Linked DNA regions of Homo sapiens: regions 1, 3 and 4 are each linked to region 2. A link is a contact called in ENCODE Hi-C or POLR2A ChIA-PET data. All regions are on one chromosome and are shown on one strand. Each heading gives the region's core, a stretch centred on a gene start or an enhancer-like site at or near the end of the contact. The rest is flanking DNA. Distances are from core to core; before and after follow the strand shown.

Region 1 (2,886 bases), core at 200-2,699, 970 kb after region 2:
TATCAAGCACCAGTCTTGTGCTAGCTGCTTTACCTCTTTTCTCTAATTTAATCCTATCAACTCTCCTAGGATTTTTACTTCCGCTTTATAGATTAGGAAACCCAGGGTCAGAGAGGTGCACTCTGTGACGGCCTCCCAGCAGCTGGCATTCAGCGGGGCTGGGATGGTGAAGACGCTGGTCTATCTCACTGTGCCCTGCCGCCTCCCAGAGTCTCACACTGCAAATTCAGGGTTCCTTCTAGACAATGTGAGGCAGGGAATAAAGCATGGGATCTGGAACTAGAGTTCTGGCTTTGGATGGCTTACCCGCTCTGTAAGTTTTAGCAAGTTCCTCCTTGCTCAGCCTAAGTTTTCTCATCTGTAAAGTGCGAATGATAATACCCACCTCACTGGAGAGTTGCGAGGATCAAAAGAGAGAAAAGAATGGGAAGGTTATCCTAATTACCTCTCATTTCTGTCCAATGGCTCTTTCCAAAGGCAAAAAGCCTTTTCTTCTCCATCACACTCCTTACCTGTAGCCAGACATACCCGACTCCCTCCTAGGAACAGTAAGTCCTCCCCCAACCCAAAACACAGTGCCCTGCCCTCTCCCCCCGCTGCCCTTGGTGCCCCTCCTCAGGTCCCTGGCAGCAGCCCTCTCTCAGTTCTGAGTTGTGCCGAGTTCCTCCGGTCCCCCGGCCCATACTGGTCCTCACGGAGTCTCCACCCCTCCGGCACAGGTGCTGCCTGGACGGCTGTCAGAAGAGCTTGGGGTCCAGGTCCTGGCGCTGTCCCTCACATTCCAGGGGCCGCATCCCTCCTCTGCCCACCCAGCCTCCCGGTCTACTTACGGGCTCGAGCGTGGGAGTCCAGGGGGAACCAGAGCAGCGCGAGTCCCAGCAAGGAGGAGAGGACCCTCACCTCGGGAACCATCCTTTCCCCAGGGTCAGGCCGCTGGTCCGGGAGCGGAGTCGGGAGGAAGGGAGACGAAAAGGACACGGAGGCACAGGGGCCACAGATCAACCCACAGACCCCAGGAGGTCTGCTGCTAGAGCGGGGTCGGAGAAGGGCCAGGAAGCAGCGGTGGGCAGGAAAGGAGGGCAGGAAGGGAGGTCTAAGGTGGGAAGAAGAGAAAGGTGGAAAGAGAACGCGGGGAAAGGAGGGAGAGATGGAGAGACGAAGGAAGGTCCAGCAGAAGGGAGAGGCGATCAAAGAAAGGGGGAAGGTGAGAGGGAGAGGAGGAGAAAGCAGGGAGAGGACCGGCGTCTGCCGAGCGCGCAGCGCCGGGCGAGGCGCGCGGGACCAGCGGGTGTTGCGGGCGCGCGGGCTAGAGGCGGCCGGCGCCCCCTGCTCGGTGGGCTCGGGGTCGGGCCGCGGGGGCCTGGGGCCCGGCGGGGCGGCGGTCCCAGCAGCGGCGGCGGCGCGGCGGCCGCGGAGGGAGGCTGAGCGCGGGCCGGCTGTGCTCGCCAAGGGCTTCAGGCGCCGCGCTCGGGCGCATTTGTACTTTGCCGCGGGAAGCAGGCAGCCCGGCCTGGCGCTGGCCTAGCGCTGGCGCCTCCTCTGGGGCACCGCGGGCTCGGTGGATTGGCCACCCGAGAAACAGGCCCACTTTTTCCCCTCCTCTCTTGTGCGGGTCTCCGGGACGGACGCTCCAGGCGCGGCGCCGAGTGGAGGCGAGGGGGCTGCGGAGGGGGAAGGGGCCACGCGGGCCACGGGGTTTAACCCCTGACTCCCCGCGACGCCAAGAATGCAGGAGGGCAGAGTTGAGGGAGACCTCAGGTGGAACTTTCAGGTGGGGAAGGCTGAGCTGTCGGGGCTGCGGGTACCGGGAAGGCTCAGGGTAAGGCGCTCGGCGGTGCGTGCCCGGAACTCCGCAGATGGATGGAATCAGAACACTGGCGTTCTTAATTCAGTTTGTGGTCTACAGCACGCCACCGGAGAGTCTGTTTTCCCAGCTTTAAAATGGGCATTTTAAGATCTTAAAATATCTCTACTATCTTCCCACGAGTGTTGCTAAGATGAAATAAGGTAATGAACGTCGAAACACTCACCCCACAAAGAGAAGGGGTCCTAATTCCAGGTGCCTACAATACCAGTGGCCCCTGTCCCCACTCCGTCTGCCCATGCGCCATTCTCAGGAAAGTCAGCCCATAGGGATCCTGTGCCTTCCCCTGGAGGTCTTCCTCTGCTCCCCGCTCCCACTCCCGAATCAAGGCAAGATCTCTCCTTTGCCTTTGCAGGTGAGGCCTGCACTTCTCTGGGAGTGATGGTCACCTTCAGTCATCTTTAGGGAGAGCTGATTGTCAAAGAGTTTTCTTTCCCACCAGAAGGGGAGCTCCCTGAGGACAGGGCCCTGACACCCTCCAGCCCTCAAATGGTGCTCCATCTCTTGTGTTGAATGAACACATGCACTAATAGGACACTAAGAAGAGAATAGCCAGCTCTGGCCAGACCAGAAACACACAAGCTCTGAAATCAAAAGGGCAGAGTCACTGTCCTGGCTCCATCCGTAACTTGTTGGGCCACTTTGAGTAAATACATCTATCCTTGCTTTGGACCTCAACTTTCTGCCCAGCTTCTCTTGAAGAGCTAATGGAGACTCCAAAGAGTGCCAGAGGAGTATGAGGTGGGAAGGGATGTTGAGCCATATCCCACTCTGGTAGGGAATCATATTTCCGGGTTTAAACACTTGGCTGGCTGGCTGTAAAGGTATCTTTCTGGGCCAAGGCTGGGCTCCCCATTGCACTGTGCTTTCAGGGTATTACCCCCAAGATCTCCACCCTCCAAAAGAGAGCAGTAGGAGGAACCAGTGATCCCCAAACTGGCCCTTCCTAGGGCTCTCAGGATCAGGGACAAACATGATCTGTCCAGTGCCCTTCAGGCTTAATTTCTACTCTAATCTGGCCA
Region 2 (3,167 bases), core at 357-2,856:
GAATATTAAGCATAAAAGAATTATTTAGCCCAAATGGTATTTAAATCTAATTTAGGTAACTAGATGATGAGTCTGTTCCTACTCTACTCCATTTTCCAAAGGAAATCCGACAAAACAAAGATGTTTGTTATTCCAAGCCTTCTCTCACATGAATCCTCAATATATCATTGGAAAATACTCAAGAAGGAATGAATAATTAACATTTCCCCAGTAATTCCCTTTTGTACCACCATGAGACTCAGACGCTGCTTCATGTTGAAAAGAGAAAAAGGGGAGGTGAGATGAGAAAAATTCCAAGTAAAATGATCATGACATAGCATCTGGCAGAGATTGAAAAATCATCAACATTGCCAAAAGAATTGTCAGTGATGAAAGTCAAGAGAACAAAATGAGGTTTTCCGACAAGCCACAGCCCCATCTAACCTAAGGGGCAAAAATCTCCACTGCCGACGCTACCCCTTTCACCCCCAACCACCCCATGCTCAAGTCGTCTCCAATTCAGATGTTTCCTCTATGGCCCAGACTAATTTCCCACCCAGGTGAAAATCATTTAATTTTTTCTACTACCACCCCTTCCCACCTTCCACGACATCAGCACTTCGCAGGGCCAAGCCTCTGGGGAAAACAACGCCCAGATCCCACCCTCCTTGGCCAAGGTTGAAGAGGGCCCGCTCTCGGGAGTGGGGCTTCCCTGAGTGGGCCTCACAGAGCTGAGGAACTGGGAAAAGAGCAAGGAATAAGGGTGGGGCTCAAGAAAGGGGGCCGGGGTACGGGCAATGACCGAGACCGGAGGAAGAAAGGGATGGACAAGAGGCTGGGCGGGGTGAGGTCTGGGGAGGGAGGGCAGATCGACCGGAGATGGCCGGACTGCGGGGAACGGAGCCGGGGAGTCGAGGATTGAAGAACCCGGGGAACAGGGTAAAAACTCGGCCACTGGCGAAGAGCCAGTGGCACCGGGGGGCACATCGGGAAGGGCTGCGGTGGCAACGAGCGCGGACGCGAGGCGGGCAGGGAGCCTCCGCGGACGGAAGGGCCGCACCGGGGGCGGTGCGGGGACGCTGCGGCCAGCTGCCAGGAGTAGGGGAGCCACGCACTCACCGCTTTGCTCCCCCAGGAACACCAGCTTGAATTTCCTCAGCGGATTCCCGAAGTCTCCGCCCGTGGACATTGTGGAACTAGAGGAGCGGCCGCCGCCTCAGCCTAGAGACCTCCCGGACCGATGCTGCTCCAGCCAGCTGACGAAAAAGGCGAGCGGAAGGGCGGGCACCGAGCTCTCTCGGCCCCTGCAAGGCCCGGTGGAGGAGCCCGGCTGGAGGGCAGCAGGACTCTCCACAGACTGGCAGCCGCCGCCGCCTCCCGGCAGAGTAGCCTAGCACCGAGCGAGGCCCGCGGCTGGGAAGGGAAGGAGGGCGGTGTCGGCAGGAGCCAGGGGTGTCCTCTGGCTTCCCAAAGCTAGGGCCGTTCCCTCCTTCCGCACTCGGCTCCCAGACCTGGGGAAGAGAAGCTGAGGGTGGCGGAGCCGGAACCGCAGACGTATCTGGGACCTCTCACGCGCAGCGCCTGAGCTTCCACAGCTGCCGCCGCCGCCGCAGCCCAACCTGCTGAGTGCGCGAGCCTCTGGAGCGGCGCGGGGCGAGCCCGGGCGCGAGCCTGCGGCCCCGCCGGCCGCTGGCGTGCGTGCGTGCGTGCATGCGTGCGCGCCACCGCCATCGCCATCGCCTTCCTGGTTTGGACAGCTCTACCGGCTCCTCCCGCACGGCGGCGACGGGGCAGGTTAGGTTTCCACTGGCGTCAAAAGAAGCCAGGAGGAGGCGGGGCAAGCCAGGGATAAGTTAGTGGGAGGCTGGAGCCCTTACGTCACTTACATAATGAGCCAATCGGAAGGGGCTGAGGGCGAGCCCACACGCGAGTGAGGTGGCAGCGTGAGAGCGCGCGCAGCCCTCGAGCTGTGGAAAGCGGAGCACTGTGGCGGCCATAAGAAGTGTGGCGCCTCTCAGCCTGAGGGGAGGGGAAGGAAAGAAAGGGGAGGGGGAGAAGGGTGGGGCGGAGGCGGGGCCGGGACAAAGGTGGAATATGATCCCCCAAAAAGTGTGGGTGGGGTCCTATAGCCTTAAAATTTGTAATGGGAGCCTCTTTCCTGAGCCCTCAGCCGTGCCTCACAGTCCTCAGATCCCTTCTTCACCATTGCACACACCCCACCTTCTCCATCCTCTCATCATAATTCCTCACAGGCATCTTACTAAATAACATTCTCCTCCATTGCTCCCAGGAATGTTATAACTGCCAGAATCATGGCCTCCCAATTTTGCAGATGAGGAAACTGAAGCTTAGAGGGAGTAAATGACTTGCAAAATCCATAAAGCGGGCTGGGCGCGGTGGCCCACGGCTGTAATCCCAGCACTTTGGGAGGCGGAGGCGAGTGGATCACGAGGTCAAGAGATCGAGACCATCCTGGCCAACATGGTGAAACCCTGTCTCTACTAAAAATGCAAAAATTAGCTGGGGGTGGTGGCGCGCGCCTGTAGTCCCAGCTACTCGGGAAGCTGAGGCAGGAGAATCGCTTGAACCCGGGAGGCGGAGGTTGCAGTGAGCCGAGATCACACCACTGCACTCCAGCCTGGCGACAGAGCGAGACTCCATCTCAACAGAAAAAAAAAAAAAAAAAAAAAAAAAAAGCCGGGCGTGGTGGCTCATCCCTGTAATCCCAGCACTTTGGAAGGCTGAGTTGGGTGGATCACCTGACGTCAGGAGTTCCAGACCAGCCTTGGCCAACATGATGAAACCCCATCTCTACTAAAAATACAAAAAATTAACGTGGTGTGGTGGCGGGTGCCTGTAATCCCAGCTACTTGGGAGGCTGAGGCAGGAGAATCGCTTGAACACGGGAGGCGGAGGTTGCAGTGAGCCAAGGTCACACCATTGCACTCCAGTCTGGGCAACAAGAGCGAGACTCTGTCTCCAAAAAAAAAAATCCATAAAGCAGCTGGGCGCGGTGGCTCACGTCTGTAATCCCAGCACTTTGGGAGGCCGAGGCGGTAGAATCGCTTGAGCCCAGGAGTTCGAGACCAGGCTGGGCAACAAAGCAAGACACTATCTCTACAAAAAATAAAATAGCCGAATATCGTGGTGTGCTCCTGTAGTTCCGGCTACTCAGGAGCCTGAAGCAG
Region 3 (2,854 bases), core at 92-2,591, 620 kb before region 2:
GACACGGGTGAGTTAGGCGTTAGGCAAATGTTTGCCCACGAGGGGAGGACAGAACGGCCTCATCCACCCAGTGCCCAGAGTAGACATTCAGTATCCATCTGTAGGATTAAAAAGACAAGGACACAGCCTCGGCCCCTGGGAAAGCTGGGGAAGGGCGCAGCGGGGAGACTGATGACAAGCCGGGTGCATCCGTCACTCCCACCCTGGTCATCCAACCCCGGATCGCAGTGCACACCCCACGCACCTCCCGGGCCCGGTCCTCGCTTTTCTGAAGACAGCACGACAGCCTCCTCGCCCCTCAGCCGGGGACGAGGCAGGACCCGTCAATCCTTAATTTGTTTTCCCTTGGGGTGGGGAGGCGGTGACTATTCCAACTTCTTTTCGGCCGCCCCGTGGGAAAAGCAGGCCAAACCCTAAGGCTAGGCTAGAAACAAATCCCCCGCAAATTTGCAAACGGGCGGGGCTGGCGACAAGCGGCTGGAGGGCTCAAAGCTGGTGCAGACTAAACAATCACACACGCACAAGGCTCTGCAAAGCTGCAGGGGCGTCCCCGCCTCCCCCTCGGTGCAGCCCCGAGAATGCACTTTGCAGCGGGCAGCATTGCCATGCGCGCGCACACACACAAATGCACACCCGAAACTCTTGTGAAATGTCTGGGGGTCTCCTGCGTTAGAGGACGGACGAGCCCCGGCGGCCCCTCTGTCGGAAAGGCAACTCACACGCGCGCCCCCCACCTGGAGCCGGCGGCAAGTCGGTGACAAGCCCAAGACGAGGGCGGTCACGGCCCCTTGCGGGAGGGGGAAGGGGCGCAGCGGTCGCCCCAGCCGCGTTCCGCGTACGCATCTCTCCGAACCCCAAAGCCCCCCAGCTGCGCCCTTACCTTCCTCGGCGGCGGCTGCATGATGCTGAAGGGACATCAATCCTCCCCGACGGCAGCGTTAGCAAGGACCAGGAGGAGGAGGAGGGCCGGAGAGGAGGGGACGGCCCAGCGAGCGCGCGCGTGTGTGAAAGGAGCGCTTAAGAAGCAAGACTTGCCCCGGAGGGAGCAGGCCAGCGGGCGGCAGGCGGACCCCAGCCAGAGAGCGAGTGTGAGGAGACGAGGGAGGAGCACCGGGAAGGCTTGGGGCCCGGGCGGCCCGGGCGGCCCGGGGGTGTGTGAGGAAGGAGGCGGAGACGGCGAGGGGGCGGGGGCCCCAGGAGCAGGGGCGCGAGGGTCTCAGCCGGCCGGGCGGCGGGTTAGCCGCAGCCGCGTTGTCCGCGCTCCCGGTCGGCCGCCTGCGCCGCCGCTCCCGGCGGACGCAGCGGCCCCCACCCCACCCACTCAGGCGGCCCGGCCCTCGCTGGGCCTAACGCCCCCGCCCGCCCGGGAGGAGGAAGGTGGCGCCGCTCTCCCCGCTAGGGCTCCACCACTCAGGCCGCGGGAATTTCCGGCCTCGCCGCGCGGCGCAGCGCCCCGCTCCGGATGCTGAGGGAACCGCTCTGTCCAGAGCGGGGTTCGAGGGGCCGGTCCGGGCTGCCAGGAGGGAGCTAGGCCACGGCACGGGGCTTCGTACCGCGGCAGGGGAAGGGGGAAGCTAACGGATTGGTCGGTGGGTGGGAGGTGTAGAAACGCCAGCGCCACGCGAAAATCCCCCCTTTCTCTCCGAGAGTGGCACGTTCCAGACGCCTCCTGCCCTCCCTCCCCCACGCTGGGAGCCAGCCGGGGGCTTCCCGCGCGCTTTCCCGCCAGCTCGCCCCGGCGCGCGCGTCTCCGCTCGGGGGCGCGCACGTGGGCGGGAGAGGGCTCCGCGCCGACGCACGCGCACAGGCCGCCCCCGCCTCCTGCCTGCCTTTGCGTGTGTGTGTGTGTGTGTGTGTGTGTGTGTGTGTGTGTGTGTGTGTGTGTGTGTGTGTGTCGGGGGGCGCGGGGGACGACGCTCGCAGGGAAACGTTTGCAGTGGGGAGGGGGGCGCAGCATGCCTGTGGGATACGAGAATTCCGGCGTTTTCTTCCTCTCAGCCCCTCAACACCCTACTCTCCCTACCAGCTAGATGTGCGCGAGAGAGGCGAGCAAGGACAAGTCGCTTTGCGGCTGGCCGCAGGTGCCAGGCCATTGCGATTGTAGGGCGGAAAGGCAGTTGCTCTGCAAAGGAAACGGCGGCACTCTACTGCAGGGCATTCAAGTCAAACATCACTGACTCCGCTGAGAGGGAGCCAAGAGAACGTTAAGGCCGAGGCCCCCGTTTCACAGACGGGGAGGCAAGTGCCCATAGAGGGAAGCCTTTCTAAAGGTTACACAGCAGGACTAGAATCTGCGTCAGGAAGTGTTCTATGGGTTATTTTAAAAAAGAAACAGGTGCAGGATAATAAGCACGAGGAAAAGTAGAAGAGGCAGGAGAGGCCATAGAGGAAGCCCTTGTCTGGGAGTCAGGATCTCTGGGTGCCAGTCCACTTTGCCTGCTCCTTAACAGGCTAGGTGAGCTCGGCTTCCTTATCTGCCAGTGAGGGTGCTTATCTAAGCAGTGCACCCCACCACCACACATGAACCTTCCTGCTCTGTTCAGACCATCTACGGGGGAGTTTATCGACCTCCCTTGGGGTCCTCAGAAGAGGAATACCTCTTCCCCATGCCCAGGGAGGTTTTTTTTTTTTTTTTGAGTCACGGGGCTGTGTGGAGGCTGAGCTGGATTACTCCACCGTTTTTTCAGAAGTTGAGATCCCAGACAGCTGTTCTCAGAAGTGCAGTCAGGCCTAAGAGGAAGGTGAATGAGGCCTGGATAGACGAGTAACTTCCCAGATGACCACATGACCAGAAATTGAAAAGGTGGAACTTCAACCCAGGTTGTTTACATTGAGTTAGACTAGATTCTTGTAC
Region 4 (3,182 bases), core at 113-2,612, 990 kb after region 2:
AAAACTCGTGTTATCCTATAAAGGTTTCCACTAAGAAATGCCATTTATTTAATGCTTCCCATTCTTTGCCCTGCTCCAAATCTATCCCAGGGCAAAGAAAGCAAAGAATGGGAGAACTACTGTAGCAGAACCACCTTTCCATTAGAGAGGGGTCATTCTTTCTCCTGGAACCTCTGCATCTAGAAAGGGCACTAGCATCAAAGTCCAAGCACCTCTCCCTAGCTCAAGCAGGAGTGACACGGTCAGAGCTGGCCTATAGGAAGCAACTCGAAGAGTGTGGAGGATGGATTAGAAAAGAGGTTGGGAGAGGGGAGACAATCAATCTATAGCAGCTACTGCAGTAATCTAGATGAGAGATGATTAGACCTGAATTGGGCAGTGGGAATGGGATGAAGAGGTGGGGAAATAGTCATTTTGATAGTGGAATTGACAGGACTAAATAACTGATGGTTTGTGGGAGATAAGGAAGAAGTTCAAGATGACTAGGTTTGGAGCTTGAGTACCTGGGAGGATGGGACCTTTCATAGAATGAAGGAAATAAGAAGAGCAGTTTTGAAAGGAGGATGGGAGACAGTGACATTAGTTTTGTACATGAGGAATGTAGGGATCTAAGAGGATGTTTCCATCAGGCAGTTGAATATGGAGGGCTGGACTCAGGAGGCCTGGGCTGCAGACAGCAATCTGGGAGCTCCTGAGGGAAGAAAATGTGGACCAGTGCAGCACGCAGAGTGAGAAGGGGACTGAGGCCTAAGCCTAGAGGAACACCCACATGGAAGCACCAAACACGGGAGACTGAGAAGGAGCCAAGAGCCTGGGAAAAAAACCAGGAAAGTGTGGTTTTACCAGCCAAGGGGGGCAGTTTCAGGAAGGGACATGGGGAGAGAGGATGAGGAGGTAGGATTGACAAGAGGCTGCTCCTTTTGGCAGTTAGTTACCACGGTGGGCCTGGTTTCAGTCACAAAGCTACCCCCATCCTTAGGAGAGAGCTCAGGCCCTCATATCAAATGAACACTAAGGCAGGTTTCTGAGTAACTCACATATTCCCCACTCACTTTCTCCTCAGTTATCAAGGCATTACAGGATAAGTACGTGTATCAAAGTTTAACATCGTTCAGAATTGCCAGTAAAGCCCCTCAGTTCCCACCTCTTTCAGTTCAGTAAGAGGAAACTGCAAGGACTTTTCGAGAGTGCGGCTGATGACCGCATAATAAAGAATAACTAATAAATATTAATGAAGTATCCCCTCTGGCCAATCAGGTCTGAGGAGAACCCTCTTTGGGCTCACAGAAGCCTCGCCCCTCATGAATATGTAGATAGCACTGCCCACCGCGCGTACTGCCCCGCCCTCCACTCTTCTCCCTCGCAACCGACTCTCCCTTCAAACGGGAAACAAGATGGCGGCTGCAGGTCCGAGTACTCGGGCCTCTTCCGCGGCGGCAGCAGCCGCTCTGAGTCGGCGGGGCCGGCGGGGCCGCTGTGACGAGACGGCGGCAGCTAAGACTGGGGCCCCAGGCCCGGCTTCTGGACCTTCGCTGTTGGTGTTGTCGCCGCCGTTGCTGCAGCCGCCGCTGCCGCCGCGGCCGGAGGAATCGGGCTGCGCCGGGTGCCTGGAGCCCCCCGGAGAAGCAGCGGCCCTGCCGTGCGGCCACTCGCTTTGCCGAGGCTGCGCCCAACGCGCCGCCGACGCGGCGGGCCCGGGTTGCCCTCGCTGCCGCGCCCGCGGCCCAGGCTGGGCCCGCCGTCGGGCCCGCGACGACGGCCAGGCCGACTCAGAGGTGCTGGGCGAGTGCGCCCGCCGCAGCCAACCCGAGCGCTGCCGCCCGCGCCGGGACGGGGGCGCGGCTGCCGCGGGGCCCAGGCCAGAGCAGGAGCCGCGTGCCGCGCCTGCGGAGCCAGGTGGAGCTTCCCCACTTCCCCTTAGGGTCTGGAGCGAGGCCGAGCGCGCCCCGGCCCGGCCTGGTGAGGGGGTGGAGAGTCCCGGGCCCTACTCGGGCGGGTGTGGAGAGTTCTCGTGGGATTAGAACCCGGGCTCTACCCAGGTGCAGTGTGTTTGTGAATTTTGAACTTCAGAGTGAAGGACAGGCACGTTGCATGCGGAGGGGCGGTGAGGGCACCCTGTGCCTTACGTAAGTCCGAAGTTTGGAGGGAAACAGAATTGTTGGAACAAGTTAGGGGCAGGTTGGAATTGGTGTGTGGGAGTGGGAGGGGCCTTGGATCAGAGAAGTGCTTGGTTTAATGTTGGATGAAGAGTTTGGGGGTCATATTGCTTGGAGAGATGTGGCTCCTGGCCTTGAAAGGGTCAGTGAAGGGTGTGGAGAATCCGGAGTTTAGGGAACAGGTTGAATTTGAGGATGTGAAGGGAGCTTTTCAGACTCGAGAGCAGAGGGGGTTGGGAGCACACTTGTGCAGTTGTTTTCATACATTTTGGAAAATGTATGCTTAGCACAGAACTTGGCACATAGTGAGGAAGCAGTAAGTGACTGTCGTTTATATTTGTAATACTAGTACTACTAAGTCCAGTAGTGCCTGACAGAAAAGCTGGCTTGGGTTTAAAAGTTTTGGAAACAAAGGTTGGGTGGCAGGGGCTGCTTCTATCTCCTTGGCAGTATGGGTTTCCTACTGGCTTGCTGGCAATTAAAAGTCTGTTGTAGGACTCTTGCCTTGAACTTCTTTCCCCTAACACCAGCAGCCTGCTATTCCTCGGTTCTGAGCTTTGAAATGCAAAGTGCCCTGTATAAAATAAGACTGTTATAACTTAGGATTCTTTTGGGGACACACCCAGTCAACATAACATCTGCAGCTCTGTTTGATAAAAAATGCTTACCTAGAATGAGATTTTCAAGAAACATAAATCACGAAAGGCCAGATATTTGTACCTTCTGTTTTGGGAATTCTGCCATGTGTTTTTTTGGGTAAGGAAAGAGAGGCATTGCTTGTGTATACAAGTGCAGCTTCTAGAAACCACAGGTTCTAGAATGCACTCTGTTTTGATTCAAGCCGCCAGAGACACCTGTCACTGTCCTAGGATATTGGGCTATTTTATTCCTGGGGTTGAGGGGGACCTGCATCTTACTTTCTATGTTCCTTGTCACTCCCCTCACCTTTTTTTTTTTTTTTTTTTTTTTTTTTGAGATGGAGTCTCGCACTGTCGCCCGGGCTGGAGTGTAATGGTGCGATCTCCA

The links. Hi-C counts contacts between places; a loop is a spot of excess contacts on that map. ChIA-PET counts read pairs that join two places held with the same protein, here RNA polymerase II (POLR2A). Pooled maps may share reads with other maps.
Region 1: a loop to region 2 is called in a map of sciatic nerve, with 13 times the contacts of the local background. The contact joins the promoter of CHRDL2 here to the promoter of RAB6A in region 2. A Hi-C loop is called at or near these places in 1 of 168 maps with a recorded cell type or tissue (sciatic nerve).
Region 3: a map of CD8-positive, alpha-beta T cell shows a loop between it and region 2 (32-fold over the local background). The contact joins the promoter of FCHSD2 here to the promoter of RAB6A in region 2. A Hi-C loop is called at or near these places in 6 of 168 maps with a recorded cell type or tissue (CD4-positive, alpha-beta T cell, CD4-positive, alpha-beta memory T cell, CD8-positive, alpha-beta T cell and 1 more), 4 of 37 single-sample maps with no recorded cell type and 12 of 50 pooled maps. POLR2A ChIA-PET finds 5 or more read pairs at or near these places in 2 of 52 experiments (activated CD4-positive, alpha-beta memory T cell and naive thymus-derived CD8-positive, alpha-beta T cell).
Region 4: a loop to region 2 is called in a map of naive thymus-derived CD4-positive, alpha-beta T cell, with 9 times the contacts of the local background. The contact joins the promoter of RNF169 here to the promoter of RAB6A in region 2. A Hi-C loop is called at or near these places in 2 of 168 maps with a recorded cell type or tissue (CD4-positive, alpha-beta T cell and naive thymus-derived CD4-positive, alpha-beta T cell) and 11 of 50 pooled maps.

Annotation. Positions count from the first base shown.
Region 1 is chr11:74,729,977-74,732,862 of GRCh38, forward strand. It overlaps CHRDL2 (chordin like 2), which reads right to left and starts at 1,450. Exons shown (of 11, transcript NM_001278473.3): 1 at 831-1,450. The coding sequence starts at 912.
Region 2 is chr11:73,759,468-73,762,634 of GRCh38, forward strand. It overlaps RAB6A (RAB6A, member RAS oncogene family), which reads right to left and starts at 1,607. Exons shown (of 8, transcript NM_198896.2): 1 at 1,099-1,607. The coding sequence starts at 1,168. LOC124902711 (a long non-coding RNA gene) reads left to right here and starts at 1,691. Exons shown (of 2, transcript XR_007062775.1): 1 at 1,691-1,773; 2 at 2,270-3,167. RefSeq lists an enhancer at 758-1,258 and silencers at 1,555-1,864, 2,025-2,214.
Region 3 is chr11:73,140,977-73,143,830 of GRCh38, forward strand. FCHSD2 (FCH and double SH3 domains 2) reads right to left here and starts at 1,342. Exons shown (of 20, transcript NM_014824.3): 1 at 881-1,342. The coding sequence starts at 901. RefSeq lists enhancers at 1-561, 61-290, 2,161-2,270, 2,351-2,490 and silencers at 471-610, 1,011-1,390, 1,551-1,930.
Region 4 is chr11:74,747,487-74,750,668 of GRCh38, forward strand. RNF169 (ring finger protein 169) reads left to right here and starts at 1,363. Exons shown (of 6, transcript NM_001098638.2): 1 at 1,363-1,896. The coding sequence starts at 1,395. RefSeq lists silencers at 1,194-1,414, 1,588-1,737, 1,768-2,027, 2,038-2,137 and enhancers at 1,388-1,477, 1,627-2,220.